Regions from separate parts of the Mus musculus genome. Here all the other regions are linked to region 1. A link is a loop called in an ENCODE intact Hi-C map of the cell type or tissue named here. Cell type or tissue: heart. All regions are shown on one strand. Links, peaks and the distances in the headings refer to the core of each region. The heading gives the core; the rest is flanking DNA.

The links. Peaks named below come from ENCODE experiments on the same cell type or tissue, not always from the same donor. Only the 100,000 strongest peaks of a DNase experiment are listed, where the experiment ranks them.
Region 2: a loop joins it to region 1, with 2.7 times the contacts of the local background. A loop is called at or near these places in 6 of 42 quality-filtered maps.
Region 3: a loop joins it to region 1, with 5 times the contacts of the local background. A loop is called at or near these places in 14 of 42 quality-filtered maps.

The regions. Positions count from the first base shown.
Region 1 is chr6:89,626,807-89,637,370 of GRCm38, reverse strand. No RefSeq gene overlaps it. Among named protein-coding and RNA genes, the nearest start is that of Txnrd3, 12 kb to the left of the region's middle. In heart, for the core only: CTCF peaks have their summits at 4,893 and 5,103 (motif pointing right); DNase peaks (open chromatin) are centred at 2,860 and 5,210; H3K27me3 peaks cover 1,399 bases.
Region 2 is chr6:89,333,327-89,343,890 of GRCm38, reverse strand. Plxna1 (plexin A1) reads left to right here. Exons shown (of 32, transcript NM_008881.2): 5 at 840-940; 6 at 1,183-1,306; 7 at 1,409-1,562; 8 at 1,943-2,042; 9 at 3,254-3,368; 10 at 6,540-6,740; 11 at 8,398-8,494; 12 at 8,570-8,763; 13 at 8,886-9,037; 14 at 9,120-9,240; 15 at 9,479-9,615. Among named protein-coding and RNA genes, the nearest start is that of Gm40415, 23 kb to the left of the region's middle. In heart, for the core only: a CTCF peak has its summit at 4,308; DNase peaks (open chromatin) are centred at 4,220, 4,970, 6,080 and 6,781; H3K27ac peaks cover 1,569 bases.
Region 3 is chr6:89,551,714-89,562,277 of GRCm38, reverse strand. All of the region lies in intron 4 of Chchd6 (coiled-coil-helix-coiled-coil-helix domain containing 6), which reads left to right. Among named protein-coding and RNA genes, the nearest start is that of Chchd6, 39 kb to the left of the region's middle. In heart, for the core only: a CTCF peak has its summit at 5,445; DNase peaks (open chromatin) are centred at 5,507, 6,107 and 8,787; H3K27ac peaks cover 1,624 bases; H3K27me3 peaks cover 307 bases.

The DNA.
Region 1 (10,564 bases), core at 846-8,845:
CTCCCCTGTGAAGTCAATTGTTTCAGGTGTTCTGTTGGTTCTAGACACAAAAAGCCAACACCATCTGCTGAACCGTTTCTACCAGAGCTGTCTGCTTGTCACGGTTTCCACGTTACTGAAGGAATCCACATGGCTGTTTATTTGTTCCTAACAATCATTTTGTGTGCACAACACCCCCTCCCCATTTCTCCTGTTGCATTGATAGCTTGTTTTCTTCGATAACATAAACACCCACTGGCAACAGCACGTGTTTGCTAGTGTCTCTCATTCAGACTCGTTCGGTGCATAGGAGTGTCAAGGACAAGCACAACTGTGAGTCAAGGGTCATCCCAACTCCGGAAAAATGCAAACCACCACCCGTGTGTGGCGAGCATCAGTCCAGCTGTCCGTATGAGCCTTTAAAATACCAGAAGGAAGCAAAGAACTATAACCTTGATGGTGAGTGTCGTCAGCCTCACAGGACCTAGAGTTGAGTGGGAGACAATCCTCTGAGCATGTCTACGAGGAGGCTTCTAGATCAGGTTAACCAGGGTGGGATGACCCACCTCCACTGTGGGAATTGCTCTTTCATGGTCCTGGACTGAACAAAATGGAGACAGTGAGTTGAGCACCAGCCTGCATGTCTTCTGCTTTCCTGACTGTTAGCACGATATGAGCAGCTGCCTCCCACTCCTTCCAGCTGTGATGGGTTACACCCTCAACTGTGAGCCAAAAGGAACCTTTCCTTCCTTCCTTCCTTCCTCCCTTCCTTCCTTCCTTCCTTCCTTCCTTCCTTCCTTCCTTCCTTCTGTATGTTGCTTTTGCTGGATATTTGATCACAGCTATGACAAAAAGTAAATACTTTTTTTTTTCAAATGTGGTCACACTGATTTTAAAGACTATAAATAGAATTTGAATTTAAAAATCTAAGATGAAATGAAGCCAACAGACAAGGGAAAGGGCCAAGGGTCCTAAAATCCCCTCCATGTGTATGTCTCCGATGATTTAACTTCTTCTCACCAGGTCCCACCTCCTAAAGGTTTTGCTGTCCCTCGTTAACACTATAGGCGGAGGAATGAGCCTGCAGGACCTGGCCTTTGAGGCACTCCGAAGCTGTAAACTGTAACCATGTTCCCTTCCCTTCCTTCCTAGTGACTGTCCTTTTCTTCTGTATATGCCTCTTAGGATGGATATGGCCTAATTAATCTCCTCTTATCCCTTGTAATTCTTAATTAGTTGAAAAGAAATATATTAAAATCAGACTATAGAGCCAAGAATACTCTGTGCACATGCAGATGGGGGTTGCCAGAGGCCAGCAAAAGGAGGAGTCACGTGATGTGGGGGTGCTGGGGATTCGAGCAGTGGGTTACAAGGGATTTTTAATGCATAATAAAGGTACTTGAGAGTTGATTTTCTTGATTGGTCCAAAACTCATTGAATATAAGGAAGTCTATTTAATTGCACATTGTAAGCCATGAGCCATGAGATATGAGAATTATATCTTCAATCTTTAGAAAACAGTAAGGAAACAAGAAAAATAAGTGATTAATAAAACCCAAAAAGTTTGGAGTACTACTGTCAAAGGGGCAAAGATGATTCAAGTCATTTCAGCACATTTCTATGTCTTTGTAAATACTGTAATGTTTGGGAAAGAAGTAAATGTATGCTTCTAGTGTGTGTGTGTGTGTGTGTGTGTGTGTGTGTGTGTGTATGCATATATGTCTTTGTCTAAGAAAATTTCTCCGATCTGTAAAGATAGCTCAGCAGGTAAGTGTACGTTTCCTGCAGAGGTCCCAGGTTTGGTTCCAGCACTCACTTAATGGCTCACAATCTTGTCCGAGTCCCAGGGGATCCCATGCCTTCTTCTGGCCTCTGATAGCACCAGGCACACACATGATAAGCATACATGTATGTAGGCAAAACACTCATATACAGAAAATAAAGTTTTAAAAATTTAAACAGGCCTAATATGTACCCTAATATAATAAGGTTAAAACACACACACACACACACACACACACACACACACACACACAAAGAAAGAAAACAGGAAAGTAAGAAAGGAAGAACAATCAGTCCAGAGCCAAGTTCTCTAAGGGAGCCCCAGAGACAGAACAGTTTGCAGAGATTAAAAATACGCAGGCCTTCATTTTTAACAATTGCCTTTTTAAAGCTAGTTTTTAAAAACTTCATATGTACGAGTGTTTTGCTTGTATGTATGTCTGTGTACCACTTGCATGTCTGGTACAGACAGAAGCCAGAAAAAGGCATCAGATCCCCTGGGGCCAGAGTTAAAGATGGTTATGAACCTGGGTCCTCTGCAAGAGCAAGTACTCTCAACTGATGAGCCATCTCTCCTCTCTCCAGCCCCTCGGTTTTTGTTTTGTTTTGTTTTGTTTTGTTTTGTTTTTAAATATAGTTCAGCTTGGTCTAGAGCTTGCAATGGGGTTCAGGTTTTCCTGCTTTATCCTCACAGTTCTGGAATCAAAAGCATGCATCACTTTGTACACGTAAAACAAATTCCCTAACTCTGAGCTATACCCCAAGCCCCAGGCCTTCAGCTTAAATGGGGCCCTACCACAAGGGGCAAAGACGACTCAAGTCATTTCAGCACAAAATCTCAGCCTGTCAGGGAGAGCAGAACCCTCCTACAACCTTCTAAAGCGTGTGAGAGGCAGAGCCACGCCCTCCACTGCGCACACTCCCTAACTGCGAGCTAGAAGAAATCAGAGCACTGCCCCCAAATCCCTGAGCGGCCATAGTTCTAAACATAGACACCGAGAGCAAGCCAATGTTGAGAGCAAAACAGAGACATTCTCAGAAACAGTACTCAGTGTGACCATGCATACATTTCCCAGGAAGTCTGTTGAGGCTGCTTATCAGCACAGTAGCGAGCTGTTCCTGGAGGATGGCCTCTAGGGAGAAGCTGCAGGCCACCCCTGGGGAAATATGAATGGAGGCCCTTAGATGACAGTCAAGAAGAAGTCACAGGGGCTGAATCCCAACCTCTGCCCATTTTCACAGCTGCCTCTTCTTGATTTAGTGGGTCTCCCAAGGTGAATGCACCCTGTGCTGACTCTCCAGGTCCACAGAGACTCCTGGATAGCAGATGGCTCCAGAAGACAGGGAAACAACCAGAGAGCCAGCTTTGCAACTGGATGAACTTAAGTCCAGTAGTGGAAGGATACAACAGGTATGCTGGTTAGCCATCGCTGCATCACCAAGCATTGGTGACATTGGGTATCCACCATGCAGCATCACTTCTGAGTACCTGGTGCTTCTGCTTAGCCAGAATCTGTGGCGGTCTTGTGTATCAACAGCACCAGTGTGGAGCAGTCATGTGGGATGTTTGTGCTCAGATGGGCTCTAACGTGTCTGGAGGCTCAGTCAGGACAGCTGGAGTGACTCTCTTGAATCCAGGTGTCCTCTTGCCCTACCAGTCCAGTCCAGAGACCCAAGAGAAAGAAAGCATGCAGAGTTTTTTGAGGCCTCTATTTTATTTGACTTTATTACTTCTGCCACGTTCTGTTCCCCACACTATGTCCCAAGACCAACTCAGGTCTATCCAAGTGGTAGGAGACATGCCATGGAGTGTCCTGGGAGTTGCTACATGGTTACAGTGCTTGGGGACATAGGTATAGGGAGGGCAGCAAAATTGGGGCTACTTTTGCATTCATTCTGCTATGGACAACATTTCTTTTGTTTCCTTCTTTTTTTTTCTTTGTAAGGTAGCACAAAGTGTCCCTCCCTCATCCTCCGTGAGAGCTCTGCTCTCCTATCCCCGCAGGACTTAGGTGTACACGGACCATTTTACGCTGTTTACGCCGTTATGTTCCACATGCAGAGAGGCCTTTGGGTGGTTCCAGCGAGGCTCCCCTGAGCTAACAGATGCCTCCAGACTAACTCCAGTTCATCGCCCACTGGAGCAGAGCACTGTCGGAGAAGACACCCTCCAGCCGTGATGCATGGGAGTCAGAGCGTTCAGACTGAGACTCTCCTGGGGAGAAGGAGCCCCTGCCCTTCCTTTCCTGCTGAAGTCGATCCTTCCAGAAACCAGCCACAGAGGTGCAGAGGGTAATGGAAGTGCCTACTCAAGCGGAAACGCAGAATGGTGCCAGCTGCTCCCCTGTCTATGAAAGGAGACCTTAAGTCACCTTGGAACAGATTTGCCTTATTATTGCTGGAGTCCCCTTAAGTTGTATAAATGAGGGTATCTCAGCCCTGCTGTTTTGAGAAAGGGTGCAAAGAGAAGCTTGTGGTCTTTGGTCTGGAAATGCCTGCCTATCCAGTGTCCTTAACAAACAAAGCCAGGAAGAAGGCCATGGCAAATCTGTACAAGTACCAAGAGCCTTCAGGGGAGAAAACAGCTTTGGATCCTGAGCCTGAGTTTTTTCCTAGAAGCCTGAGGGCTATGTGGGTTATCTGAGGCTTGGAACAGGAAAGGGTAGACAGGCTCAGAGATAGAGAATCTGAGTGGCATGGGGTGTGCCCGTTCTATGACAACCCCTGGTATTTCTGCGGAGCCTGGCTTGGGTCGTGCATATAGACAAGAATTCATAGAAAAGGTTGGTAACTCAGGTGTTGGGAACGACTTTTAATGGCTGGGCTGTAGCTCAGTGGCAGATTGCTTGCTTAGCATCTTCAAGGCTCTGAGTTCAATCCCTGTGCCACATCAAATGTTATTATTGCTGATAATAACAGGACTGGACAGGAAAGGCTGCAAGCCTGACATTCAGGATTTGTATCAACCATAGCCAATAAGAGCAAGGAGACAGCATGGATGACTTTGATTAGCTCCTGGCACTTAAAAGTCACTACATAATTCAGCTGACCTCACTTGGAAGTCCACAGGGCTTCACTTCTGCATTTCTGGCAGACAGATCCTTCTCTGCCATACCCCCATGGTCTCTCTCTGCTTCCTCATTGCTGGACACGGGGCCTAGCATCAACAGAGGGATATAGTGTGGATTCAGTGCACTGTGAAGCTTCCTCAGAAAGCTCATTTCCACTTCTAGTGAGCAGCCAGGCAGGGATGAGCTTTGGGAACCAGGATTTGTAGGCTAGACAGAGATGCCACCCCTCAGGTTGATCTCAAAACTGCAGTACCAAGATACTGTTCTCTAGATAACCACTTGGTGGCGCCAAAGCTTCTTATGACGCAGACAAAATAGCAAGGTGCCCCTGTTAGAAGGATACTTGTGAGGCTGGCTGCCTGCTGGCTTCAGCACGCGACAGGGAAGTGGCCAGGTGCCTTTAATCCAGTAACAACCACCACCCAGGCGTGGTCAGTGCCGGCAGCCACAGCAGCTCCCTGGGGAGCTGTGTTCCAGTTCGCTTGACTCCACCTCTTTGAGTCTTGACTGCCTCTAGAATACAGTGGGGAGGGTGACATGGGTTACTGGGGTAGGTAAGCAAGCCCTGTGAACTACAGAGGTTGGAGCCTGCAAGGGGGATGAAATGAAAGAGGCAGCTCTTAAAAGCCGTCCTGGCTGGGCTGCTGAGACCCACCCATGCTGCTGCTGGGTAAACAGCTGGAAGGATATTCCTGGAGTGGTCACCTTGGCTTTAGGGCGCTCAGCACTTAGCACTTATGAGTGAACTTATTGAAACTCTACTTCTCTCTGAGCTGCTGTGCTCACTCTTATTGAGCAGGCAAGGAAACTGAGGCTCAAAGAAGTTGTGAATTTGGTGTTGAGTGGCCAACTTGAAGGCAGAAATAGGAGTGAGGAAAGACTCTAAAGAGGGACACCATGAAAGAAGACAGGAAAAGGGCAGGAGACAGACGACTGTGCTGATGGTCAGCTGGTGGCGTCCCTCTCCTCTGATAGGAATCTGAGCAGGTGAGGTGCTCCCCCCATTGAGCATCAGAAACATGGGAGCTGGGTTGGCAGAGCCAGAGGCTGTAACTCAAGCCCTGAGAACAGGGGCCCAGATGCTCCAGGCTGCGGTAGAGACTTGGGGCTCCAGGTATGTAGGCTACAGGCCCTGGGCCTTAACCCCCAGCACTGGTTCTTGACACTTAGCTTCCAACACTGATGATTGGCACCAGCAAGCACTGCTGCTAGGGGCCTTGAGCGGTGAAACCCTCTGCCCCGCACCTCCTGGACCAAGATGCCAGGACCTTCAGCCCTTAAGACTTGGTAGCTCCCTTGGATCTTCCAATGAATGGGGCCTGAGATTTCTTGCCTTCAGCCTTCCCTCCCTGGCCTTCTGGCTCCCAAGTCTCTTGGGTCACTTTCTCATTCTATAGGCTCTCCCTAACCAGGTCTGCTAATGATAAACATCATAAGTAAGGAAGAAAAGACCTTTAGGGGGTCTCAACACCAGACAGGAAACTGTCTCCAAGCTGACTCCAAAAGCGAGATCAACTACCTGCTCATACTGCCCAGAAAGGGAGTAGCAAGGGACCAATGCACAGCCATCACATGCCTTCGGCTGAGCTGCTAGGGAGTGCTCCCCATCAGCCTGTTAGAGATCACCAGAGCTTGGGATGGCAGAAAGGTCTCCTGGAACTATGGAAGCAGTGGGCTGGGGCCAGTGCCTTCTGAGCCAAGCTCCAGCAGCCAGTAGCTGTGGAGACTTCAAAGCAATGGGACTGACTTAGAGGCAGTCTGGAGAGTCTGCAGGCCCAGAGTTCTCCACTACAGGAAGCCAAGAACATGGAAAAGGTCTAACAGCTGCCCACCCCCACGACATCTTAGCTCACTTATGTTAAAAAATAAACATTAAAAGTGGTGCTTAGATTAAGTCCTACCGTTGCTATTAACAGCACTTTACCGATACTCACAGTGTTGCTCTAACCAAATGCTCATGGCAGAGTAGGGTCACTTTACAGGTGTGTCACCTGCAGGGCATTGGGGGACAATATGGGACCCTTTCCAGCTCACAGACCCTGCCCTAGTTCAAATGAAATACAATAGTGGAAAGGCTGGTGATCCTAGCAACCTGAGGGATGCTGTTTGCATGGCTTCTGCCTCAGCTCCCTCTTCTGTCTGCATGCTGCCACTATTGGTGGGTGTGTCCATCCAAGCTGCACAGAAGAGCTACCTACAGAGAGGCCACAGGAAAAAGAGCAGATGACACACAGCTGAGCTATGGAACGGACCTCAGGCTCCATCAACAAAGGAGTGGACACAGAAAATGTGGGCGTAAACACACAGTGGAGTTTTCCTCAGCCAAACAGTGTAGGAAAGTGGATGCAGCTGGACACTATCGCTTAAAGCAGATTAACTCCGTCTCAAAAGGACAAACATCAAGTGTTCCCTACACTGGTGAGTTCCACACATGAAATCTACAAACACGTAAAATCACATGTGAGAATAGACATGAAACTGTCAACATGAAGAAAGGGGGCTGATGGGAGAGGGAGGAAGGGGAGAGTCAGGGGGTGGGGGTATGCTCAAAGTGCATATATACTTGTGAGAAGATGGCTTCATGTAACACTGAATAAAATAATAAATAGATAATAAAATTTTAAATAGGGGCTGGAGAGATGGCTCAGAGGTTAAGGGTGCTTGTGGTTCTTCAGAGGACTCGGGTTCAGTTCCCAGCACCTACATTAGGTAGTTCATCCCCTCCTGTAACTCCAGTTCCAAGGGATCCAATACCTTCTTCGGGCCTCCGTTAGCACTGCACACATGTGGTACACAGGCAAAAACAATAAATATATCTTTAAAAAGCAATAGATTTATTTTAAAAATCAATATCCTTCACTGAGTCTGAGTAGCAGAAAAGACAAGAGATTTTGCTTCAAGGAGTAAATGCTTCAAGTTTGGGGTCTGAAGTAGATTCTAGAATGTAATAGAGGCTAAGGCTGGGACTGGGAAATTATATGTAAATGATTACATATCCAGTGAACAGACTTGTGTAAATGGCTACACAGATGTATCAATTTTACACAGTGAATAAAAAAGACACCAAGAGACCAACAGTGTCTTTGAGGTTATGTCCCTCTTGCTTCTGCCCAAGCAGCTTTCAGGCTGTGACAGAGCGAAGCATACCTGTCTCATTTTATAGAGATGACTGTCTCAGGGACACAGCCTCGAAGGGACAAAGCTGGCTGCAGACCTAAGCAAGATTACTCATGGTTCCTTTGCAGCCTGCCTCCTTCTCTTCTCCTCCCATCCCCTGAAAAATGGCTCCATCAACCTGGCTCAGCACGTTGGCCTCTCAGGTCTGGTTCTTACTTGCAGGAATCATTCTGCCCACAAGAATTTATTCAGTACCTCCGTGGCCAAAGTCCTGTCTACTGCTAAAGACATAGAGTGATAGTTACTGGCCCTGGAACTGCCTTCCTCAGGAGCCAGTATCTAGAGACAGCCAGAAATTGAGAGCAACTTAGGAGACCACTAATTGTCTGTTATTAAAGACCGGTGGCGTTGTTTATGCGTATTTCTTGAGTTATTTGTGCTTCTTGTCCTGAGACGTGATGTATGGAACAGGTAAGGAGAATTTGCTGAGAGACTGCAATGTGTTCCTTGCCTGCTCTCATCCTTTTTCTTCTTTTTAAACAGCTATAGGAATTAGTGTCTAAATAAAATCAACCAACAGGAAAGTGAGCACAGTGCTGCTTTATAACTCTGACAGATGACGGTAACGGACCGCAAACCTGTAGCACAGAAAACCTATAAAACAGGCCTCAAAGCACAGCGCTTTTGTCAAGTTAGAATGAAGGATGTTCTGGGCTCCGGGGGAACTTAGCAGCCAGGAGCGAGGGAGAGTTCCTCAGGTCTTGTGAGCAAGATGTTTATAGCCTGCAAGACTGAAAATCTGAGTTCCAGAGATGTGGAGGCTGAGTGCAGAGGAAGAGCTCGAGGTTGCTTCATGTATAAGCTCCGTGGGGTTTTGATAGCCCTGCACTCACCAGGTCACTGGAACACAAGATGACTGGAGGCTTTCTTCTTTTTCTTCCCCCCTCCCTCCTTTCCTTCTGACAGCTGGACAATCAGGGCTTTTCTTGCCAAAAGCAAAATGAAGAGGACTGGGAAGTCTGAAAAGTAGGCTTCTGTGTCTGGTCCAGTCCCACTTACTGATGCATAGACCCCATGGTTCCGCAAGGTTAGCACAATAACACTGTCTAGGGATGACTCTCTGCCAGTCACCACACTCACCATGGTCCCTATCAGTTCTTTACCAGCCTTGCTTTCCCTTTCAACCACTTCTGCATTGCGCAACTGATTTCATTTCCTGACTTAACCCAGAGTCTCTGAGTCTCACATCCTACAGATTCTGACACATCTTGACTCTCTCCTCTTCCTCTGCCTTCCACCAGAAAAGATACCTCCACTTTGCTTCGATTCCTAAGGATCTACTCACCCTCCAAGTCTTACCAAGCCAACCTGTCCAGAAGTGCTGGAACAGGGAAGTAGAGGAGGGTTGGAAGAAGTGTGGTAGGGTTACAGCGCTTAGACACAGTCCTGCGGGAACCTCTGCTCAGCATGCAAAGCTATAGGTGCTGCTAGCTGCTCAGATCTGTTTGCAAATCTATGAGCTGGTTTAAGAATCTGAGCATTAGTCTTTCTAGTGCCACTGTGGAACAGCCGCCAGAGTCAGTCAACAGGGACGTGTTGCTCAGGAATCAGACCTAATATAAAGAACAGGAATCTTGAATTCAAATAACGAATGTCTGCAGAACGCTGCCCAAGGATACTGACTTCATAAAAATACAAATAGAAAAATCTTGATTCCTTAACTAGGAAAATGGCTTATCAGGCAGATGGAGAAGTGGAACGAATACAGCCAGGGATCAAGATGGTGACTTGACAATTTGCTGAGGAATTATGCCAGAACAGAACATTAAAAAAAAAAAAATGGAGGCACTGGAGAGATGGCTCAGTGGTTACCAGCACTGACTGCTCTTGGTTCCTGGCATCCGCATGGTGGCTCACAACCATCTGTAATTCCAGTTCTAGGGAATCTTATGTCTTCTGGTCTTTGCAGGTACCAGGCTAGGCGCATACACACATACATATATGCAGGCAAAACACTCATACACAGAAATCTTTTTTTCTTTTTAAAAAAGTATGAAGAAACAAAAACACGGGGGTGGGGGGCTGCTGAGTCAATGGCAGAGTGCTTACCCAGCATGTGTGAAGCTACGGGCTCTATTCAAGGGCCACAGCAAACGACCTAGTAATCAGAAAGGGCCAGCACATGCCTGTAATCCCAGGGCTCAGGAGGCTGAATAAGGATGGTCACATGAGCTCATGTGTTTGATGCCAACCTGGGTAACATATTGAGGTCCCATGTCTGAAAGGGAGGGAAAGAGCATAGGCGAGAGAAAAATGGAAAATATCAGGACACTGAGTTCTAGAAAGAGAGAGCAGACAGAAGGAAGAAAATTATTGCCCAAGAAATCATAAAAGCAATTCTCTCCAGCACAAGAAGGTGTGAGTTCTGGGACTGACAGGATCCTCAGGGCAGTATCCTCAGAGTTCAGAGTGAAAATCACTTGGAACCTGTAATTACAGACTCGGCCCATTATAAAGCCCATTATCACTCAGAATAAAGACCTTTCAGGCATGAAAGGAGCCTTGCATTTTTGTACTCACACATTCTTCCCTAAGATAGATAATAGAAGGCTTCT
Region 2 (10,564 bases), core at 834-8,833, 290 kb after region 1:
AACCTGAGGAATGGCTTGCCTGGAGTCAAGAGGCTGCTTTCCCCCATGGAGGTGTCCTGTTGGCTCTAATACCTGACATGACACTCTACAGACAGATGAGTGGGCCTGCTAAGAGGTGTGGTTATGAGGGTTCCATGTTATCCATGTAGCCTCAGACTCCCCAGGGCCTCATGGAAGGCCCTCGTTCTCTCCCTGTGACCTCTAGCCCTGGAAGTTGGTACTTGGGTGACTGCACTGTCCAAGCACAGGTGCCTTTGGAGGATTGAACTGGGACGCTGGGCTGGGCTTCTCTGGCTCAGGCTCTGGCTGTCTACAGTGGGTTGTGGCTTTGTCCTTGGCGAGACCTGGCCAGCCTGGCTTGCTTAGGTCTTCAAGGTATTCTTATGTGCCCAGCTTTACCAGCTTGTTGCCTGTTCCTCCTTTCTATGTAAACTGGCATCCCTATGGCAGATGGGCAGGTAGTAGTTGGAAGGGAGCAGGCAGAACATCAGCTCTTGCTTCTCCTCTGCAATCCTTCTTGGTTCTGCCTCTGGGGTGGGTCCTGAGAACTGGGGAGACCCAGAGTTGGCCTGCTCCTCTGCACCACTGGGCTGGCCCCAGCCTTCCTTCACCAAGCTGACAAGTCTCCATTCCTCAGTAGTCCAGGCCATAAAGGAGTCCAGACAGGTGGGAGACAAAGTGTGGTCCCAACTGTAGGTCCCAGCTAGCTGCCTGCCTTGGAACTCTTGTCCCTATTGACCCACTTGGCCTGGCTTTTGAGTACACTGAGCTCTTCGGGATGGGCTGGGAACCTGGGATGGATGGGTCTAGCTAGGCCTCTCACTGTGATCCTTCCCCAGGTGACGCAGGTGCCTGTGGAAAGCTGTGTCCAGTATACTTCCTGTGAGCTGTGCCTGGGGTCTCGGGACCCCCACTGTGGCTGGTGTGTCCTGCACAGCATGTGAGTCTGGGAGGTCTGGCTTGAAGAGGTGGGTGACATTTGGCCTAGTGGCCCCTGGAGGCCTGCTGTGTGTATCTCAGATAGTCATAGCTGCCCTAGGTCTCATTTGACCCCACTGACAAGTGATGGGAGTGTTAACAGGTGGGGGCAAAGGAATCCATGCCCTCGGCCCAGGGACCCCTCTCCAGTGGCCCTGGAGACTCTGGACCTATAAACCCAACCTAGGCATGTTCTTCCTGCAGCTGCTCTAGGCAGGATGCCTGTGAGCGGGCAGAAGAGCCCCAGCGTTTTGCCTCTGACCTGCTGCAGTGTGTGCAGTTAACTGTCCAGCCGCGCAATGTGTCAGTCACCATGTCCCAGGTGCCGGTGAGTGTGGCTGTTGGAGATGGCTGGGAGGGAGCAGTTGGGGGTGGGGGGGGAGGTAAGTGGGGCAGGTAAGCACTTACCCATTCCTTCTGCCATGGCCAGCTCGTGCTGCAGGCTTGGAATGTGCCTGACCTCTCAGCTGGTGTCAACTGCTCCTTTGAGGACTTCACGGAGACTGAGAGCATCCTGGAAGATGGCCGCATCCATTGCCACTCACCTTCTGCCCGGGAAGTGGCGCCCATCACACAGGGTCAGGGTGAGTGGGTTCTTCCTGCTCAGCAGTTGCAGGTTAGGAGGAGAGTCAAAAGCAGGAGGTGTGTGGAGCCAGACGAAGCTTCAGAAGGGATCAGAGTGGAGCTGGGGAATGTCTGTGCTGCGTGGGAGGAAAGCCTGGTGCTGGTTTGAGCACATGCCTTTCTGCCTGCTAAGGTCCATTTTACTTGGCAAGTAGCCCATTTAGCTCAACCTTCATGAGGGATCTGTGTTCTGATTCCTTACTGGCCAGTTAAGGATGGGGCATCAGCTACCTGGGGCCCAGGCTAGAGGAGTGATGTGTTGGTTTATATCTGGGCTTTCTCTGTGAGTGCCAGGTCCTGTGGTCTCTGGCCCTGATGGCTTAGCCTTCATGTTCTGCAGGAGACCAGCGGGTGGTGAAGCTCTACCTCAAGTCCAAGGAGACAGGGAAGAAGTTTGCATCTGTGGACTTTGTCTTCTATAACTGCAGTGTTCACCAGTCGTGAGTGTCCCTAGATCCTGCCCTTGCTGCACTCGCATCCCTGTGGTCTTGCTGCAAACACTTCTTTGCAGGCCTGCTCTCCTGCAGCTGACATCCAGTCAAGCAGACAGGATAAGAGACCCCCACAAAAGCAGCCTGCCAGTTGAAGAGCTATCTGGGCAAGGCCCTGAGGGCATCATGGAAGGAGGCTGTGGCTGGTATTGCAGCACCTGTGGAGAGCTGTTTTAGGAACTGGGTGGGAGAGATATGACCTATGAGAAGCCCTGCTGGCCAGCAGAGTGGGACCAGGGCCTCCAAGGGAGACATTGATCTGGGCCATTGTGAAACCCAGACATGACAACTCAGTGTGTGCTGATTCTGGGCCTGGAAATAGTTGCTGCACAGTAGGACACCTAGGCATTGGCTTCTGCTTGGTTCTTGGGGCTTCTGGGTGGCACAGGGAGTTGGGCAGGGGCAACATTGTTTGCTTCTTCCCATCTTAGCTGTGAGCGCCTAGCTTCAGATATAAGGAAGCTGGGGACATATTAAGGTTCATTACTGGTCAAGAGAGGGTCCTTAGAAGACCAGGGCAAGGGTGGGGATTTCAGAGACAATCATATCAGGCTTGGCCTAGGACATGGGGTTGGCTGGCTTTTCAATCTTGCTTTCATTTATTGAGACACTCCACAGTTTTCTTGGAGCTGTCTTCAGGAGCAAGGTGACCAGAACTGGTAGGGCTGTCCTATAGGGCAGGGAGGTGTATTCTGGAGGCCATGAGGCTGTCTCTTTGCAAGCCCCCAGGATTATGAGATGCACACTGAACAGCTCCTACCTAAGTAGAACAGGTTTGGATAGGACAGGCGGAGGAGGACTGAGATCTGAGCAGTTAAGGGAGCCACTCCCCACGTGCACCAGCCTGAGCCCATTGAAGTGGAGCGTGTGACACATGCTTCTGGTGTACTTGCAAGTACAGTCTGGTTCTGTCATGGGGACCAGGGGTCACTGTAGTGACTAGTACTGGGTTGAAGAGGAAGAGAGTCAGAGGAGGTAAGACCATTCTCAATGAGGCCTGGGCAGCAGGCAGCAGGTCTGGTGACCTTCTCTCAGCCAGGGGCAGCCATTGCAAAGGCCCTGAGGTGACGACACTTCAAGGAGAAGCAGCACATTAGGTCCTCGTGGTGGAAGCACAAGCTGAAACTCCCTAGGCCTAACTGTCTCATTTCTCCCTGCAGCTGCCTGGCATGTGTCAACGGCTCCTTCCCCTGCCATTGGTGCAAATACCGCCATGTTTGCACCAACAATGCGGCTGACTGCGCCTTTCTGGAAGGCCGAGTCAACATGTCTGAGGTAAGGCTGGATAAGTAGCCTGAAGGCTTCAGAAGTACCAGTGAGCCTCAGGGTATCACCCAACAATACCCATGGGTGCCTAGGGTGCCAGTTGTATACTATGAGGTGTGACTAAGGTGGAGACATCTTCCTGAATGTCATAGCCTGAGGCCAAACTGGGACCATTTGCTGGTGGCCATGGGTGTCCTTTGTAGTCCTTAGGAGACAGAGGCCCTGTAATAGCTTGTGCCAGGGCAGCCTGAGCAGCACGTTTCATAATAGTTCTTTTCCCAGACAGGGAGGGAAGTTACCAGTGGTGCTGTGGGGGTTTCTGAAGCTCCACATGGTAATTGCTGCTGTGTCTGACTGTATGAGTGGAAAGCCACTTCTCCTGGAACCTATGACATCCTGGGCATACAGGATGGGAAGTGGGGACAGGGTCCTAGGGTCCATGTTGGTGTGGAGCAGGACCTAAGTCAGGACCCATTCATTTCATTATGAATACTATGCTGAGTTTGGGAAGGGGAAGCCGTGAATTCTGTTACTTGGGTCTGTGGGAGCTGCAGCCAGACTGGACTTATCTGAAAAACTTGGCAGAAGGTCATATGTGAGTGGGGCCCCATGAGCTGCCCTCCTCTGTCCCTCCTTCCTATACCCTCCCACCATTCTGCTGCTTCCTGGTCTCATGTCTACTAGACAAGGTGGCAGTAAAATACAAGACCCTGAACCTAATGGTGAGGGGAGCTGTGACAGTGGGTGGAGCCGGGACACAGTGGGGGTGAGGGGGTGTTTCTAGGAGGGTAGCAGTTGGAGAACTGGATCACAGTATCTAGGGTAGGAAGTAAGGAGCCAAGTCAGGGGCCTTGGGACCTGGCCAGGGCTGGCCTGAGGCCACTTCCAGAGGCCTGTGCAGTGCCCTGGAGACAGCAGTATGCTAGTAGAAGGCAGGGGAGACCCCTGTTGGTGGTTCCTGAAGCCAAGGCAGTCCAGGTTTCTTCTCTGGTGTCCCTCTAATCCTGCTCTGAGTAGCCCATCGCCTCTAGGAAGTTTTATTAACAGAGGACTCCCCCTGGAGTGGTAACCTACTCAGGTTCTCATACCCAAGCAGCCATAGTATTCTGGGTGGGATGGGCAGCATAGAGCCTGGTTTGTCTGCACAGGGCTAGCGTCAGGGAAGGGACTTTTGGAGAACGAGTTGATCCCATGTGTGCATACTCTTCTTTAGTTGCAGCTTTGTATGGAAGGTCACCAGTGTTATATAGCAATAGACATAGCATATACAGTGGCAGGCAGCACACCCCATCTCCCTGCCTCTGGCTCTGGGGGACCTCATGCAGATTCAGACGTTCTAACCCAAGATCCTTTTCTGTGCCCAGAATACTGGCTCGAAGATGCAGAAAGACCTGTAAGCGCTCACCTTGCCACCCTGTACTCGGGGGCTTGCGGAACAGGTCGTGAGATAGGCAGCCGGCATGGGGTGCTAGGCCCTAGAAGGAACCTCACAGAAACCTGGTCATCAGAGCTCACGCTGACAGTCCGGGAACCTGGCATGTCCTAGTAGTTCCACATTCTGACCTTGCTGTAGGGGTGGAGAGTGGCCTTCCCAGTGGTCTGGTGGATCTTACTCTTGGCTTCTCTCCCTCGCTAAGCCCTAGGATGACCTTGAGTTCCCACTAGGGAAGTAGACTTGTCTGCATGAGGGAGAGGGCTGTGGGTCAGATGACTAGGAGCTGACCAGAGTCCGAAAACATCCCCTTGTCTTGACTACTTCCAGGTTGGTCCTGGAGTGAAGGCATAATCAGGAGCCCTTAGGCAGGGACACTGGTTCCACTCCACAGTGTTTGCAGTGTCTCCCAGGCATGCCTTGGGCTGCTGAGAAACAAGGAAATAGTTAGACCTTTCAGGGCTGCTGATCCCTGAACCAATAGACCCCAAAGACTCTGTGACCTCCTCTTAGCAGGGTCTGAGGTATAAGTGTCTGGTGGGATTAATTCAGCTTGACCCTGTGTGCCCCAAGGGTCCCACTCAGCCTGGCCTATGAGTTCTAGAATCTATAATTAGAAGATGTGCTGCTGGGCTTGGATAGGATACAGGAGGCTAGGTGAGGTGGAAGCTACACCGGAGGCCCAAGCAGGTCTTCCATCCAGGATGTGGCTGCTGGACTGAGCTGGGAAGACAGTGTTGGGTTAGTGGAGCAGGCAGGAGGATTTGCTAGGCTCCATTCAGCCATGTCTGCCCTCAGTCTGCTGCAGTCACCCAAGGGTATTACAGGGGTCAGTGAGCAATGCTGGGCTCTGGGCCTGGTATGCTATACTAGGTGGATGGTAAGCTCAGCTCACAGGGGCCGTTGGAGGCTTAGGGGAGGCTGACACTAAGTTGTTGCTGTTCTCTCAGCTAGGTCCCATCACAGCCTGAGTCTTGGGGTATAGTCTCCAAGTGCTCCTCAGATGGTATGGAAGACAGCAATGTGGATGTGGCCCTGCATACCAGTGTCTTCTCCAGGGCTGCCACCTGAGTTGGGGCTGGTGGCCAGTGAACACAGGGCCATCCCACAGTCTTGCCCACTGCGCCTGTCCAGATCTTCTAGGGTCAAACCGTGAGAGGCTGGGTCAGAGGTCAGGCTCTTTGGGCTCTGCAGAGCAGATCCTGGGCCTACATCTTGGGAGCCAAGCCAGTCCCCAGGGATCAGGCCTGTTTTCAGCGTCCCTATTTAAAGCTGCTCCACACGCTCCCACGGGTCGCCTCCTCCTGAGGCTGCTGCCAGCCATGCTGCAAGCAAGCCGGGCGTTGCATCAGTTATTGTTGCTGAAACCCTGGCCCTGGGGAACCCTGCTGTTTTTCTACAGGGCCCAGGCTATTTTTACACTCCACGGGCCCCCAGCTGAGAGCCTGCTACCCCAGCACCCTGTTTTTGGCTCCTGCTTCAAGTCTTTGCAGCTATGGGCCAGATGGGGTACCTGTGGCCACGAGAGTGAATAGTGAGGGCCTAGAATATGGCAAGAGTAAAAGGCTAGCCCCGTGCAGCCACATCCTGGTTGGAGCAGGACCTGAAGACCACTGTCTTTGCGGTGCCCACATTCAGAGTGACACAGGGAACCTGGGCTTTGTGAGTCCCCATAGCCTGGGCTGCAGTGGAACTTGCACCTCTTGCTGCCATCAGACCCAGCTCAGCCAGTGCTTTGCTGTCCTCAGGACTGCCCACAGATCCTGCCTTCTACCCACATCTATGTGCCAGTGGGTGTGGTGAAGCCCATCACCCTGGCTGCACGGAACCTGCCGCAGCCACAGTCGGGTCAGCGAGGGTACGAGTGCCTTTTCCACATCCCAGGCAGCCCGGCCCGAGTCACTGCACTGCGCTTCAACAGCTCCAGCCTGCAGTGCCAGAACTCCTCGGTGAGAGAATAGCAGTCGGGCGGGCAGGTGGGGCGCTCCATACTTTGGAGTGGGTCATTGCCCGCTTGGTCCCAGACCTGGTTTGTTAGCAAAGAAAGGCCAAGATCTGAGGGCTCTGTTGGCTTCCTGGCCAACACTGAGTCCTTGGGTGAGTATGGGTGGTGTAGCTGAGTGGGATGGTGGTGGGGCTGCACTATCAGGTTCTTAAGTGAAACAGCCAGGTAAAGCGACCAAAGCCTGGTTTTGTGTCCTTTGGCCATAAAGGAAGGCTACCCACACCATGGCCGTCTGAAGATCAGCAGGTAGCCTTGCTGGGTGGGTAGGGAAAACCCATGGTGGAAATCTTCTATCTCACAGTGACGTTCCCAAAGTTTCCACTGAGTTTAGCAGTCTGGTACCGAGGACTTTCCTAGAGCAGAGAGTTCTTTAGAGAACAAACCCTTCCAGGATGTGCACGGGACACCTGAGCTCAGGCTTGAGCTCTCCTTTGGCTCCTGACTACTGGCAGGCCTCATTTTCCCCATCCAGGAAGTGTATAGTCAGGAGGACAATGAATTTTTTGGAACAGGCTTAGGCCCAGATTATTAGAGTTGTATACACCGGGTTGTTGGCAAGACTTCAGTTGTCCTCGCCCCTGGTTCCAGCAGCCCTTGGCTGACAGGAATATCCTGCAGGGTAGGAGTTGGGGTCAGAGTAGACAGCTTTCTACCAAATAGGGAAGGCTGTACTCAACCTCTTTCACTTCCCATCCTTCTCTTACTGGCTCCTCACATAACCTGCACCCCCCACCCTCCCTCCCCTCTGACTCTTATCACCCCTTTTTCTTGCTTCTGCTTCCTGTGTCTCTCCATCCCTGTCTCTGTTGTCCTCTTCTCTGCAGACCCCCATTTATCTTTCCTTCAGCAGTGTTTAAAGGGAAGGAAGGGTATCAGGAAATTTGATAGGATCCAATTAAATTCCTCGAGATAAAATAGTGATGAATTGCTGGGCCACCCCTTTGAGATGCCAAGCTGCAGGCCTGGGCCCAAACACAGTACAGAGCTGAGGTCATCAGCTGCAGAAAGTGGGAGGCAACTAAGCCTAGGCCCAGCCCTTGAGAGGGGCTGTACCCTAAGTGCAAGGTAGCCTGGGGAGAGGTGGGAACAGCACTTACTCCCCAGGACCACCAGTGCTCTTCTGACCTATGCTGAGGCCGTGGGATCACAAATACCACACACCTCAGAAGTCCTGGCCAACTCAGAAGACAAAGACTCATGTTCACAGAGCTTTCCTGATGCTCTTGGGCTCAGCTAGCCTACTCTCCCAGACAGCTGACTGCACCTCCTCTCAGGCAGGACGGCCCTGCTCTTAAAAGTAGTGTCTGAGACAGCCTTGGAGGATAACACATGGAGACTGGCAGTTGATGTGGTTTCTTCATGGCTGTAGGAGATAGAACTTGGCAGGAGGGAACAGGGCCATGGAGCTAGAAAAGAAGCCATGTGTGGAAAGATGACCAGAAGAACTGTATGTGTTCTAGTCCAGCTTGCATGTAGGCAAGCCCATTCAGTAGTCAGTTTCAGAGATGTTGAGGGGCCCCCACAGGCACCAATGACCTTGCATGTAGCACGGGGTGGTGGACCACCACCCTAAGCATGACCACTGTGCCTGCTTCCAACAGTACTCCTATGAGGGGAATGATGTCAGCGATCTGCCTGTGAACCTGTCGGTTGTGTGGAATGGCAACTTTGTCATTGACAACCCCCAGAACATCCAGGGTGAGTAGCGGGGCTGGTGGCCTGGGTGGGTGGATGGTGGATGGTCCATGCTGACTAACCTTCCCACCATCATAGCCCACCTCTACAAGTGCCCAGCCTTGCGCCAGAGTTGTGGCCTCTGCCTCAAGGCAGACCCACGCTTTGAGTGCGGCTGGTGCGTAGCTGAGCGCCGCTGTTCCCTTCGTCACCACTGCCCAGCTGACTCACCAGCCTCCTGGATGCATGCCCACCATGGCAGCAGCCGCTGCACAGACCCCAAGATTCTCAAGGTAGGAGCTAGAGACCCAGTCCAACACCTAGGCAGCCCCACCCTTGTAAGCCCACCCAGTATCTCCTCCCACCCTGCACGGTAGACCTTGCTATGTCCGCCCCAGCCTCTGCCTTCCTGCAGCTGTCCCCAGAGACAGGCCCTCGGCAGGGAGGGACTCGACTAACCATCACCGGTGAGAATCTGGGCCTCCGGTTTGAGGATGTGCGGCTAGGCGTGCACGTGGGCAAGGTGCTTTGCAGCCCTGTGGAGAGCGAGTACATCAGCGCAGAACAGTAAGGCAGACTAGGCTGGGTGGTGAGGGCCTCAGTGGCCGGGGGAGCTTTTTTGAAGTGCTGAGCCCCACCGTACCCACAGGATTGTCTGCGAGATTGGAGATGCCAGCACGCTGCGGGCCCATGATGCCCTGGTGGAGGTGTGTGTGCGGGACTGCTCCCTCCACTACCGAGCGCTGTCCCCTAAACGCTTCACTTTTGTGGTAAGCCCCACCCCACTGCCCTCTGCTTCCTGCTGCCCCCAGAAAGTAGTTAAGGATACTGCAGAAGTAGGCCTGGACTCATCTCTAGTATAGGGCACTGCCCCCGTTGCCCATACCTAGGCTGAGCCCAGCTACAAGGGAATGGTTACCCGTGCCCCCAGAGCTGCCTGTGTGAGAACACAGATGCTAGAGGATGCACCTAAGAGGGAATTCCCTCTAACAAGTCATCTTCCTGCAGACACCGACCTTCTACCGTGTGAGCCCCTCCCGTGGGCCTCTGTCTGGAGGTACCTGGATTGGCATCGAAGGGAGCCATCTGAATGCTGGCAGTGATGTAGCTGTGTCCATTGGCGGTCGGCCCTGCTCCTTCTCCTGGTATGGGGTGAGAGGAGTCAGGGGACACAGGGCTTTCCCTCCTGGCTCTGCTGTCCCCTCCTGTTGCCTGGGCAACGGGTATGGAAAACCTGGTTGGGGTGATCACTATGGAAACCTAGAGGCAGGAGAGGTTGCCATGGAGATAGGGGGCCAGCCTCCAGAGTAGAAAGGGGGTGTGGCCTGGCCTCAGAGGGTACTGCCTATATTGGCTCCAGTAGCTCCTCCTAAGAAGAGGGGGACATCTATCTTACAAGCAAAATAAAAAGTATTTTTAAAAAGTTTAATAGAGAAAACAGACATCTTAACAAAAGCCTTGAGACTTGAAGCAGATAATTTTAGATTAAGGATGATAATGGAAAGGCCCTTTAAATATTTTCCTGTGGTAATTACCCATTATCAAACTAATCATTGGTGTTTGTAGTCTGGAGGCTATGAGGCCTCCAGGCTGCAGTGACATAGCCAAGGGACAGGGCCTCAGAGCAGGTATTGCCTTGCTGACTGCTAGTGAAGGTGACCTGTGACCCCATGCCCCAGGCCAGCTTACTGTTGCTAGGTGCAGGGTCTTTTCCAGGTGTGTGTACAGTAGGGAAAAGGGAGCTGGTTTGTTCAAAGCACTTGGTAGGTAGTAATGGGACTCTATACTCAGGGGTCTGAGGAAGGCAGTGCTGACAGGTGGGAAGGGTCAGGCCTGTAATTTAGTCTCTTTGACCTCCAGAGCAGTAGCCTGTCATCTGCAAGGTGTCTTTATCCCAAGTCTGGCAGGGTAGACTGGGACGGCTGGCTGATACTTGTTAGAAGACAGGCTTAGCCAGGGTCTCCCAAATAGCCAGCATCAGTAGGCAGGATCCATTTCATCCATCTGCATTAGAGATGATGTCATTAGAGTGCGGTGGAAGGCAAGACTAAGGGAGGTAGGTGTACAGCCCAATGTGGATGAGACCCAAGATGG
Region 3 (10,564 bases), core at 1,817-9,816, 76 kb after region 1:
CAGAGAATGAATACGTGTAATTAAAAATTCATAAGAGAGCGGGGCGTGGTGGCACATGCCTTTAATCCCAGTCCTCAGGAGGCAGTCAGGCGGATTTCTGAGTTCGAGGCCAGCCTGGTCTACAGCGTGGGTTCCAGGACAGCCAGGGCTACACAGAGAAACCCTATCTCAAAAAAACAAAAAAAAAAAAAAAAAAAAAAAAGTTCAAAAGAAAACCAACTAAGAAGATGTTTATTTGATTGCTAACCAGTAACTTAGTAGACTTTAAGCTTCATTTGCCAGGAAGCAGGACAAGTGGGTTTGGGAAATTCAGGCCTCATGTCTTGAAGTTGGGATAACATTTAACTGAGCACCTTGGTGGTCTTGTCTACAACTAGGCCTCTTCCTGAGATCTTGAATTCCCATCTATGTCTATTTTGCTGGTACCCAGATGGCAGATAAAAGGTTAAACTGGGACAACAGCCTTGCCATTCCTCTCTTCTGTCCTTCAAGTCCTTAAATCTTTGTTTGTTTTGTTGTTGAGCCTGGTCTTTAGATCAAATCAGATCAGAGGCTGCTTGTTTTTTGTTTTTTCTGTTAAGATCCAGAGAGGAAATACTCCCGGCTTTATAGGCCATACACAATCTCTGCTTGCTTTTGTAGTGTTTAGGACACTAAAATACGCCTGGACTGTTCTTGGATCAGAGGCCATATCAAAAGAGCCCCATGGCAGGATTTTACTGTATTGCAGAAAAACTGACCCACAGTGCTCACCTCTGGGGATTTTATTTTGTTTTTCTGCTTTTGGAGACCTGGTCTCTGGAACTTACTGTGTAGCCCAGCTGGCCTTAAAGTTGTAGCAATCCTCCTGTTTCAGCCTCCAGACTACTAGGATTTCAGGCCTGGGAACTACATCCAGCTGGGCTTTTAATCTTAAAAGTATCCCTGAGTACCCAGTTCCTTGGCTCCAGTCTTTTCAATCTTTTGATTTAAACAAACAAACAAACAAACAAAAACTTATTTGTGTGTGTGTGTGTGTGTGTGTGTGTGTGTGTGTGTGTGTGGTGGGGGGAGCAAGAGCAAGAGAGGGAGAGAGGGAGAGAGGGGAAGAGGGAGAGAGGGAGAGAGGGGAAGAGGGAGAGAGGGAGAAATTGAAAATGAAGAACTTGTGTGTGTGTGCGTGTGTGCTCACAGAAACCTGCAGAGGTCATAAAAGGATATCAGAGCTCTTGGATCTAGAGTTACAGGCATTTGTGAGCCACCTGATATGGGTGCTGGGATCTAAATTCTGAACCTAATCGAGTAGGGAGTGTTCTTCACCACAAAGCCATCTCTATAGCCTTAGTCTTTTTATCTGTAAAGAAACTTGGAGTTGGGTGGCCTCAGTTTTGTAGTGGGAGGATTTTGTGTTGGCTGGTGTCTGAGCCCAGGTCTTATTTTCAGTGAGTATTTATTGTCTCTCTGGAGACAAAGCAGTGATCTGTGTGGGGACAGCCCCAACTCCCCTTTCACTCCAGTTTGCTTCTCTTGCCATTTTATATAGTGCAAAAAGTGTTCCTCCATTAAATATACTGCCACCCTTTTCTGTGCGTCCCCCCTCCAACATATACTGTGCTCCCCTTTTCTGCACATCTGGAGCACAGGCATCCAGAAGATGCTATAGTTCTTACACCTTGGTCATTTCTAAATTTGGCTCTGTCAGATGACCAAATTCTAACACTGGTTGAAAGAGCATACTTGGCTTTATTTTCAGTCTAGAACTGAGCAACACTGTATGTGTTCCATGAAGTAGACTAGTATTCTGATGGCTGTAGAGGGGGTCTGAGCAGTCTGACTAGAAAGATTTTCTGAAGGCAGTAGAAACAGACTCAAAAAGGAGACTGGCTGCACTATGCCAGCCATTTCTTTCTAAGGTGAGGACAGGGAGACAGGACAGATAGATCACTTGAGAGTGCTGTGTTTTGTGTAAGGATTTGGAGTTTTGTGGTCAGACTGATTCATATTGGTCTGTGTGTAAGCTTCGCTGTTCTCTTTCTAATCCTATTTCTGGGAAGGTTGGATAAACAGCTTACTTTCAGCTTGACAGCAAGGAACTTTAGCTTGAATGACTCCATTTTCTTTTTAGCATGGTCCATACTTGAGTTTAGTCCAAAACTCTTGTTTCTACTTAACAGTTCTATTGGGTATTTTTCTTTTTAATAACAAGCCACCTTTTTCTATTTTTCTGTATATTTCTTTGCCTGGACGTCATCTGTAAAATAATACAGGGCAGTGCTCTTTCTCTAGCTCATGGTAGCTTGGGAAGGTAATCAGCTGTCTCTAGGGAAGGGGTGCAGGTACCCTGAGCTTATTAGCCTTGTAGGAAATAACTATCAGGAATTTGCTGCAGTCAGAAAATTATTGATGTTGGTAATCCCAGGTGAATCCCTTGACCCTGAGCAGCACCTGCCACCCAGGCCATGTGGGAGGCTAGTACCAGAACTAAAAGGACCCTTTGCAAGCTATTTTGGGGCACATGAGATATTATTGCTGGTCCTCTTACTGATATAGGTCACTTGGGTATGTCCTTAGGCAGGCCCAATAGGCCTGCAGGTGGAAGTTTCAGCTTCTCTCCTGGGAAGCTCATTTCTCACCTGAATCAAGGTGTGGTAATGACATCCATGCTATCAGCCTCCAGGCAGCTAGTGGTCCCTTGGTAGAGGCCCATGAGGTGTAGTGTGAGATCAAGGTAGTGAGGGTAGGGTAAGTGTTAGGACAGGAGTTGGTGTAGATAAGGTGGCCTGAGTTGTTCTGTAGAGGAAAGGCAGAGTTGGGCAATAGTCTCCCCAGGATGAGGCAGGGATCCTGAGGACCTGTTTAAGAAAGCTGTTGCTCTGTGGCCTGCTCAGAGTCACATTCAGTGGAAGCCCCATTTCTCAGTAGCATAAGTGTGCACATTGTATTCCAATGAAATAGTAAGGATTTGGGGTGGGCTTCAAGCCTGGCCCCTATCACAGGGTTTTAGACACCTTCAGCATGGCCTCATAGAGCTGTCTGGGGGCACCTCAGTGCCCTCCACTGTGTGCCCACAGAAGCAGCAAGTCCTCATTAGTGCGAACTTTGTTAGGCAAGTGGCTGATTGTGGTTCCATTCTCAATGTCGTTACTTTTAATTAGCAGATTGCAAGTCTATGAAAATTTATGTTAGCACTAGGCACAAATGAGCAGGCTGACAGCTGAGGCTGGGACCTGGAGACAACTCTTAAGCATTTTCTCTTCAGTTTCTTGAAGACCAACCAGGCTGACAGTTGCAGTCAAGCCCTCTGCCTCTGTATATCCAGTGGGTTTCCAAGGAAGTGAGCTACTAGCTGCCAACTATAGGGGTGTCAGAGTGGTAGGGAATGCCCTTCTTCACTTTCCACAACATTCTGACTTGTGGAAGGCCAGACCCAGCTGGTACTCTGGGCTGTGTTTTGAGCAGAGCTTTTGGTGCCATGCATAAGCCCAAGCTTGTGGGACAGCTGGCTTCAGCACTAGATCACCCTCTTGCCTGTGTGAAGTGAGTGAGTGAGAGAGAGAGAGAGAGAGAGAGAGAGAGATACACACACCCAGGTGACCATTCTGCCCTCTTCTGTGGTGGGCATCACTTACCTTGCATGTTGCTGCTCCTGTTATCGTGGCTGTTTATGCTTTCGTTGCTTGGTGGAAGAGCCTGTGTTCACATCTGTGCTGCTTCTGAGAGGCTGGTAGGTCTGGGTATGAATGTCCCTGTGACTGTGCATAATGCCACCTTTGCCTTATTGCTTAAGCAAACTGTTTGCCCCTTGGGTAGATGCCACTGCTGGCTACTGGGAAGGCAAAGAATTGAAAAAGGTTGCTAATCTTACCAACCAATTGAACAGGAGCCTTAAGATCTTAGATTCTCATCTGTGTTGTGTCCACTCAGTGGCTGGACCATGCCACCATCTTGTGTTTTGATATACTAACCTGTGCACCAAATACAGAGAGGTTGTGCTGTCATAGAAGCCCATTTGTTAGTGGCTTAAAGAGTAGGGCATGTTGATCTTGTGCTTCAGATACCCAGGAGCAGATAGTCCAGGCAGATGTGGTAGGTTAGTGTGTCAGAAGGGGTGTAGTCTCTTTCTGATCCTCACTGTACCTCTCCTCCTGGATGTAGAGTGGCTGTCACATCATTTTCTAGTTCAGAAAGAAGAAAGGCCCTAAAGCCCATTTCCTAATGAAGCTTTACTACTTTCTATTGAAAAGATCCAGGAAGTCTCTGGCAGAACTGACACATGAACATCTCTGGCTGAAAGGAAGGTTGGGATAGTAAGTCATTTTAGCTGGGCATAGGACTTTCTGACACCAAGACATTGGGGTTGTGTCATTCAAGAAGTGATAATCTGGTGACTGGTGATAATCACCTTCTACAGCGTGGCAGCTTAGAAGTAGCTGACCTTTGGACTCTGACTTGAAGACTGAAGGTACTATTGCTGTGACATGTGTTGTGACCTGTGCCTGTTGTTCTGCCTCTGAGATTCAGCTTTCTTTCTGGTCACGTGGCACACTTCTCCTGCAGTCACCAGGGTGCCTCCGCCCTGAATGCCAGACTCTAAGCATCCCTTGCGCTCTGCTTTGTCAGGTGAAGTGGTCAGTGAATTCTTAGCATGGAGCCCAACCTCCTCAAAAATGCAGAGAAGACCAGCAGGTGACTAAAAGGGGACAAGAGAATTTAGGCAGGTCATGTTGTTTTAATATAGCAAGGAAGGGGCAGGCACAGAGCACTCCAGTGGCAGAATGACGACTGCTTTAGGACAATGGAGTATTTTTGCCTCCCATTTCATCCCCTCTCCTATGGCCTTGTGTTCTCTCAGAACTATCCACTTCTCTTTGGTGCTCCCAACTCAATCTTGGAGCACTTGGAGAGGAGGCTCATCTTTTGGTTCTTGACACTCTTGGTTTCATCCATCTGGACACTAGGACTTGAGAGTTGTTAGCCATGGACCCATGTGAAGCTGACTAAGGAAGGAGGTTGTGGGTGCTGTTTCCTGGGTACCTCTGCATCCTCTGGCAGTTGCATTGCCCTGCCCTCTTCAGCCCTCCTCTCAGTGCCACATCCCAGTAGGACTTCCCTGCCATTCTTCTGTGGTGCCCTTGGCTGGAACCTGAGGGAGGGGGGGGGGACAATGTTGAGGATAGCAAGAGACAAAGATCTAATGCTTTTGGGTTGAAATGCCCTGGGAGTGTTAGTGGTGTAGTGCAGGCTTCTGTGACTGTATATTGTCCTTTCACTTGGGAAGGACCATCCAGGGCTGGGTTGCCTCCCTATTCCTGCCCCTGGGTCTCCTGGGCCCTGCCTACTCCTCTTCCCAGCTAACCTGTCTGCACCTCTTTCATGGTGTGTGGAATGGGTTGCCTGAACCTGGCCTTGAGCTGCTCTCTTTGATACTGCCACACTGTGGTGATGACAGCCAGTGCTAAAGCATACACGGGCAATGGGGCCTCCATTCACAGGCATCCAATGTCAGGCAGTGTTGAACATGGGCCCATTCTCTAGCTGACTGGTTGGACATGATGTCGGCCCTTATCTCTGCTCTGACACACACTGGACATTAATAGAAATACAACTCGGCAATGCGTGGATGGAATTTCAAGCAGCCACACCAGGCCAGTGCTCTCTATGGCCATTGTGTGCTTAACCTCTGCCGAAGAGGTTTTTGATGAGAAACGAGCAAGACTGTTAACTCGGCAGCTGGGATGTGGCAGGCTTCCTTCTTTCCTTTCTTAGCCTTTCTTCATTCAACACAGTGCCTCCCTAATCCTCCCTCAGGAGAGCTGGCTTTGCTGCCTCACAAGTTTATTTAATCCACTGTTACAGGGTGACACTCCGTTGCCCAGGGGCCTTGGCTGTTCACAGGTATAGCATCCCTGTGGTGGTCACACAAGGTGGCCAGGGATGGCAGGAAAGCCTGCACCCTGTCTGAGCTGTTTGACCCAGGGTTCCTGCTCAGGTCCCCGACTTCCCAAATATACACAGTGGTTTTGGGCCTGCAGGCTGCTTCCTTTCCCAGGCACACTCAGTCTTCCAAACTCTTTGCTTTCTCCCCTTTGCTTACCTCCTATTTCTCTTCAAGTGCTGGGGTGATGTGTCAGCCCTTCTGACCAGAGCCAGGACTCACAGTTCTGGGTGTACTGCATGGGAGCCAGTTGGCCTGCTAGACTGCTGATATCTGTGGGACAGATCCCCCCATTCTTACTGTGACAGAAGATAACAGGATGACAAACCCTCAACAACAGTGACCCCTGGGTCCTGATAGCCAGGACAGCAGGGGGGCTCTACAACAGCATTCCTGATTCTCTTTCCAGATCCATCACTGAGCCTTCCTACATTCTAGGGGCGTCTTTTTCTGGACTGCATCTCAAGTCAGAAACTGTGTTCACTTTCTCCTTCTTGCCCCACCAACTTCCTTTCTGGCTTTCTCCAAGGCCTGCAATGGTTCTAACCTTGAGCATTTCTCCTGTCTGACAAGTTTGTGTTGAGAACTGCTTCTGCATGTTGTTTTATCCTCTAGGCCTGCCACATATGACTGTTCAGCCTGGGTGTTTCAGTTAGATGCTCCTCCACACCTGGGCCTAGCTCCTGAGGGTTGTGAGAGACCTTGAGAGTCTAGAAAGATCACCTTTCCTGGCATCCCATTGCAAAGACTCTCTGCCACACCAGCCACACACACCTTTCCCTAGCCCCTTCCTAGCTTCTAAGTCTTTGCTTCTGAGGTACCTTGCCTTCAAGTGACCTGGGTTGGATCCTGGACCTAGTCGCTTCCTCCTCCCCAGAGCCCCATTCTTTATACTTAGTACCCTTTCTGAAGACGATAGCCTTTCCTAAGCAGCCCTTCTAGGTTCCTCCCTCCTCTTCCTGTCCCTTTATCACGGAGGGTGGTGGAGGTGCGGTGGTAAAGCTGTGATCTCACTTCTCAGACAGTTTGGCTTCTACTTCCATGAATGCCTCCTCAGATGTCTCTATGATCTTTCCAACAAATCTGTCCATTGAGTTTCACTGTCCTCACATGGATTTCTGTTATTTCCTCTGCTGCAGCTGTCTATCTGGGCTTTGTTGTCTTAGTGTGTTGGACATGCATTATTGACATAGAACCTGCTCTGCTGTGGCCTAGACTCCCCTTGGAAAAGCAGACATCAAACAAGCAAACACTCTTGAGCTACAAACTGAGCTAAGAGAGATGCTAGTGAGGTGGACAATGCTTAGTGAGAGTAGCAATAAGGACCTAATGTAGGTTGAGGTGTGCAAGAGGCTTCTCTGAGAAACTGACACTTGGACCAAGCCTGAGGGTCAGTAGGACTTAGACTGAGGGAGGAGGGGGAGAGGTCTGAGGATGAGGAGCGGCAGCACTGCAGTCAAGGTCAGAGGAGGAGAACTCGTTGACAAGCCTGGGGTCATAAGCTGAGAAAGCTGTGACTTAAAAGGGGCAAGCAAGGGAGTCCTCAAGTCACAAGATTTCTCAAGCAGAGGGGACAGTCAGGGTTGGAGATAGGAGGGAGCTTATGGTAGGTCTTTATCAAGGTGGAGGAGGGCTCAGAGTGGAGGAGGCAAGATCAGTGGGAGGCTCACCACCATCCCAGGGAAAGTTGTGATGATCAGACAGGACACTGATTGTCTTGGAGGACTGAGTAGATAGGCAGGATATTGACTGGGAGCCCAGCAGCACAGTGAGTGACACAAGTAGAAAGACCCAGCACCCTTTTCCATAGCTCGGTGGTCTGGGCTCGTAGGGTTTCCAGCCTCAGCATGTGTGGCTTCCAGGTGGTTGCTCCAGCTCTCCCTGATGGGGAGGGGGGCCTGGTGAGATCACGGCCAGTTTAAAAGCAAGAACAGAACTGAGCACACCATTTCTAGACATGTCCTGTTGGCTGGACGGTCCTGTGGCCTCTCTCAGCTATAAGCTGTTTAGGAATTGTGTCTAACTGTCGTCAAGCTGAAGCTCTGTCACAGTGGAGGAGGGAGGCATGGCTGTTGGGGACAGATGGAAATTCTCACTCTCTGCTGTTGCCTCCTCACTGCCCCACCCTCAGTGACTCCCACATTCATCTTGTTCTGAACTCTGTGTGGCTTCTGTTCTCTAGGAGCCATTAGGAACTGTGCTGGCCACGGTGACGAATACTTGAGAGATACAGTTGAAAGGGAGGTACCGCTTGCTTGGGCTCATGGTTTCAGAACTCTCTGCTCATAGCTGGCTATATTTCTGGCAGTGAGGAGGCAGGTGGAAGGACATGGCAAAGCTAAGTTGCTCATCTCATCCTGGCTAGGAAGCAAAGGGAGGCAGAGGGGCCCCGGACATTGACGTATACTAGGTCTGTGCAACCCTTTACCAGACATACTCGATCTGGGTTCCTATCTTCCTCTCGGGAGCACCTCTTGTGTCCACAGTGAGCCACTTCCTATGGCCATGGAAAGTATTTTCTAAGAAGTTCATGTCCTGAAATCTCTGGAAGGAGCAGCATAGAAGGGCATTTGGAATTGGTGTGCCTACTCCATGAATTTCCTTTCCTGTACTGCCATAGGGCAGGTGTGAGCAGGGAAGCTGCTGTCTGCTCTTGGGAAAAGTTGGGAAGGAGGACAGACTCATAAACTGACTTCTTTCTGCTTTTCACTCTGACTCCTGGGTAACTGTTTTCTCAAAAGTTTGGCTTATTGCACAGCTTGGGAGAATCCCACTGAATCTTGGGAATGAGGTCACACTGCTGTACATCCACCCCCAACCTCTCTCGGGTCTGGCCCCTCTCTGTCGTGCTTATTGAGCAGAGTCCACTAGGTGGCAGTCCTGGGCCACTTGTTGGTGGGGACGATTGAAATGCTGCAAAAGACCCAGTGGGATGGAGAGCAAGGGTCCTCTTGCCCAAATGCCTTTTAGTGGGTCTGTAACTGCTGATTCTAGAGACACTGAACCTGGTTAGGAAGCCAGAGATGCCTTTTCTTCTGGCAGACTCTCCACCTCTCTCCTAGCCTTTGATTTTGCTAACTCTACTCTCCTGTTGTGGCTGCCCTAGGCTTGCTGCAGTTCAAGAGACCAAGTGGTGCCCCTGAGAATCAGAGAAGGAGATCTTCCAGCCCCTGTAATGCACTGGCTGGAGGATGGGCTCCCTCTTCTTGCTGTGGTTTGCTTCTTTCCGAGGATGTTGCTGGTGGCAGCTTGGCTTGAGTCCAGAGCAATAGAGGCACAGTTGGGCTTAGATGGGGGGGCAGGGTGAGAAATGCTGAGGTTTGAGGAGGGATGGTCTGGGTCATTCCCTTATCAACCATAGGTTACTGTTTTCTCAGGCTGTGTAGTCCAGGCTGCTCATAGCCTAATGCCTCAAATTAGGGTGGGATTAAGGGTGGCTCTGTGGACTTTGTCCTCAGACAGATGGTTAGGAGACAGAGGGTTCCTTGCACCATCTTCTCTAAGAGCTGGTGACATCCTTCAAGCGCCTTTTCTTGGCGTCTTTGCACAAAACAAGCAGATTCTGACTTTCTTGTAGGCGGATGGACTGCCAGTTTTGGCAGCAAGGGAGATTTTTTTTTCAAGGCCCGGAGAAGACATGGAGGGAACTCAGCTAACCTAGCGGTGACTTGAACTGTGGTGAATAGCCATTAGGTTAAAGGATCCTAATGCTGGCTCCCAGTACAGCCACTGCTGCTCATTTCTCTGAAGAAGCCAGGGTCTAGTGGCAAGAGTCCTATTCTTCTGTGTCCTTCTGGAGAGTCTCCAGGAGGATGACATGGCAAGATCATCTGTGACATTCCTATGAGCATGCTGTAGCTGGCCTGCATGCCTACCATAGCTCTGGCTTGCCCTGAATTGGTTGCTGCCAACTCCACAGCAGGGTGGGGTCTCATGTAAATATGGAAGGTCTCTGTAGGGATGTCTTTCTCAGAGAGCTGGTCCTAGCCATATTCTTCTCGGTTTCTTGGCAGCCACTCCAAGACACTGATCAGCTGCCCCCACCTGTTTTGGCCTTAATGCCTTTGTTGCTTCCTAGTAGTTGCTCAGAGCCTTCATGACTGTCCTTTAGGTAGTAGTGGGTGAAAAGAGAGCTCTGGGTTTTGTCCTCCTGTCTTGCAAGCTCTTGTACTACAGTGGTCTCAAGGGCACAGCATACATACATTCCCAGCTCACTGAAAGTTGGTGTTACTCACAAGGTGCTTGCCATAGTGACTGTCATTCCTCAGGGTTAGGGAGGAAGGACTCTGCTGCTTAGCCTTTATGGGGGAGAATACCGCCTTGAAAGTGGTGTGGCTATGTAAGTTCCAGGTGGAAGAGAAGCACATTCCTTTGTCCACAGCAGTGCTGATACCCCCAACGTTCTGTGTACAGTTTCTAGAATACAGGTAGAAAAAGGAAGGGACTTAATATGCATATCAGTCCATAAATCATCCTAGCAATTAGAGTTCTGGTTCGTTGTGTTACAGAGTCGCCAAAGAAGAAGTAGAACTCCCTCTCTAGGGGAAGATGCCTAAAGCTAGCCATGGTTCAGCTCTCAGGACTGTATACTTCTGTGCTTGCCTGGACACTCCCTCATGGCAAAGCTGTTGCTAAGGTGCTGAGACTTAG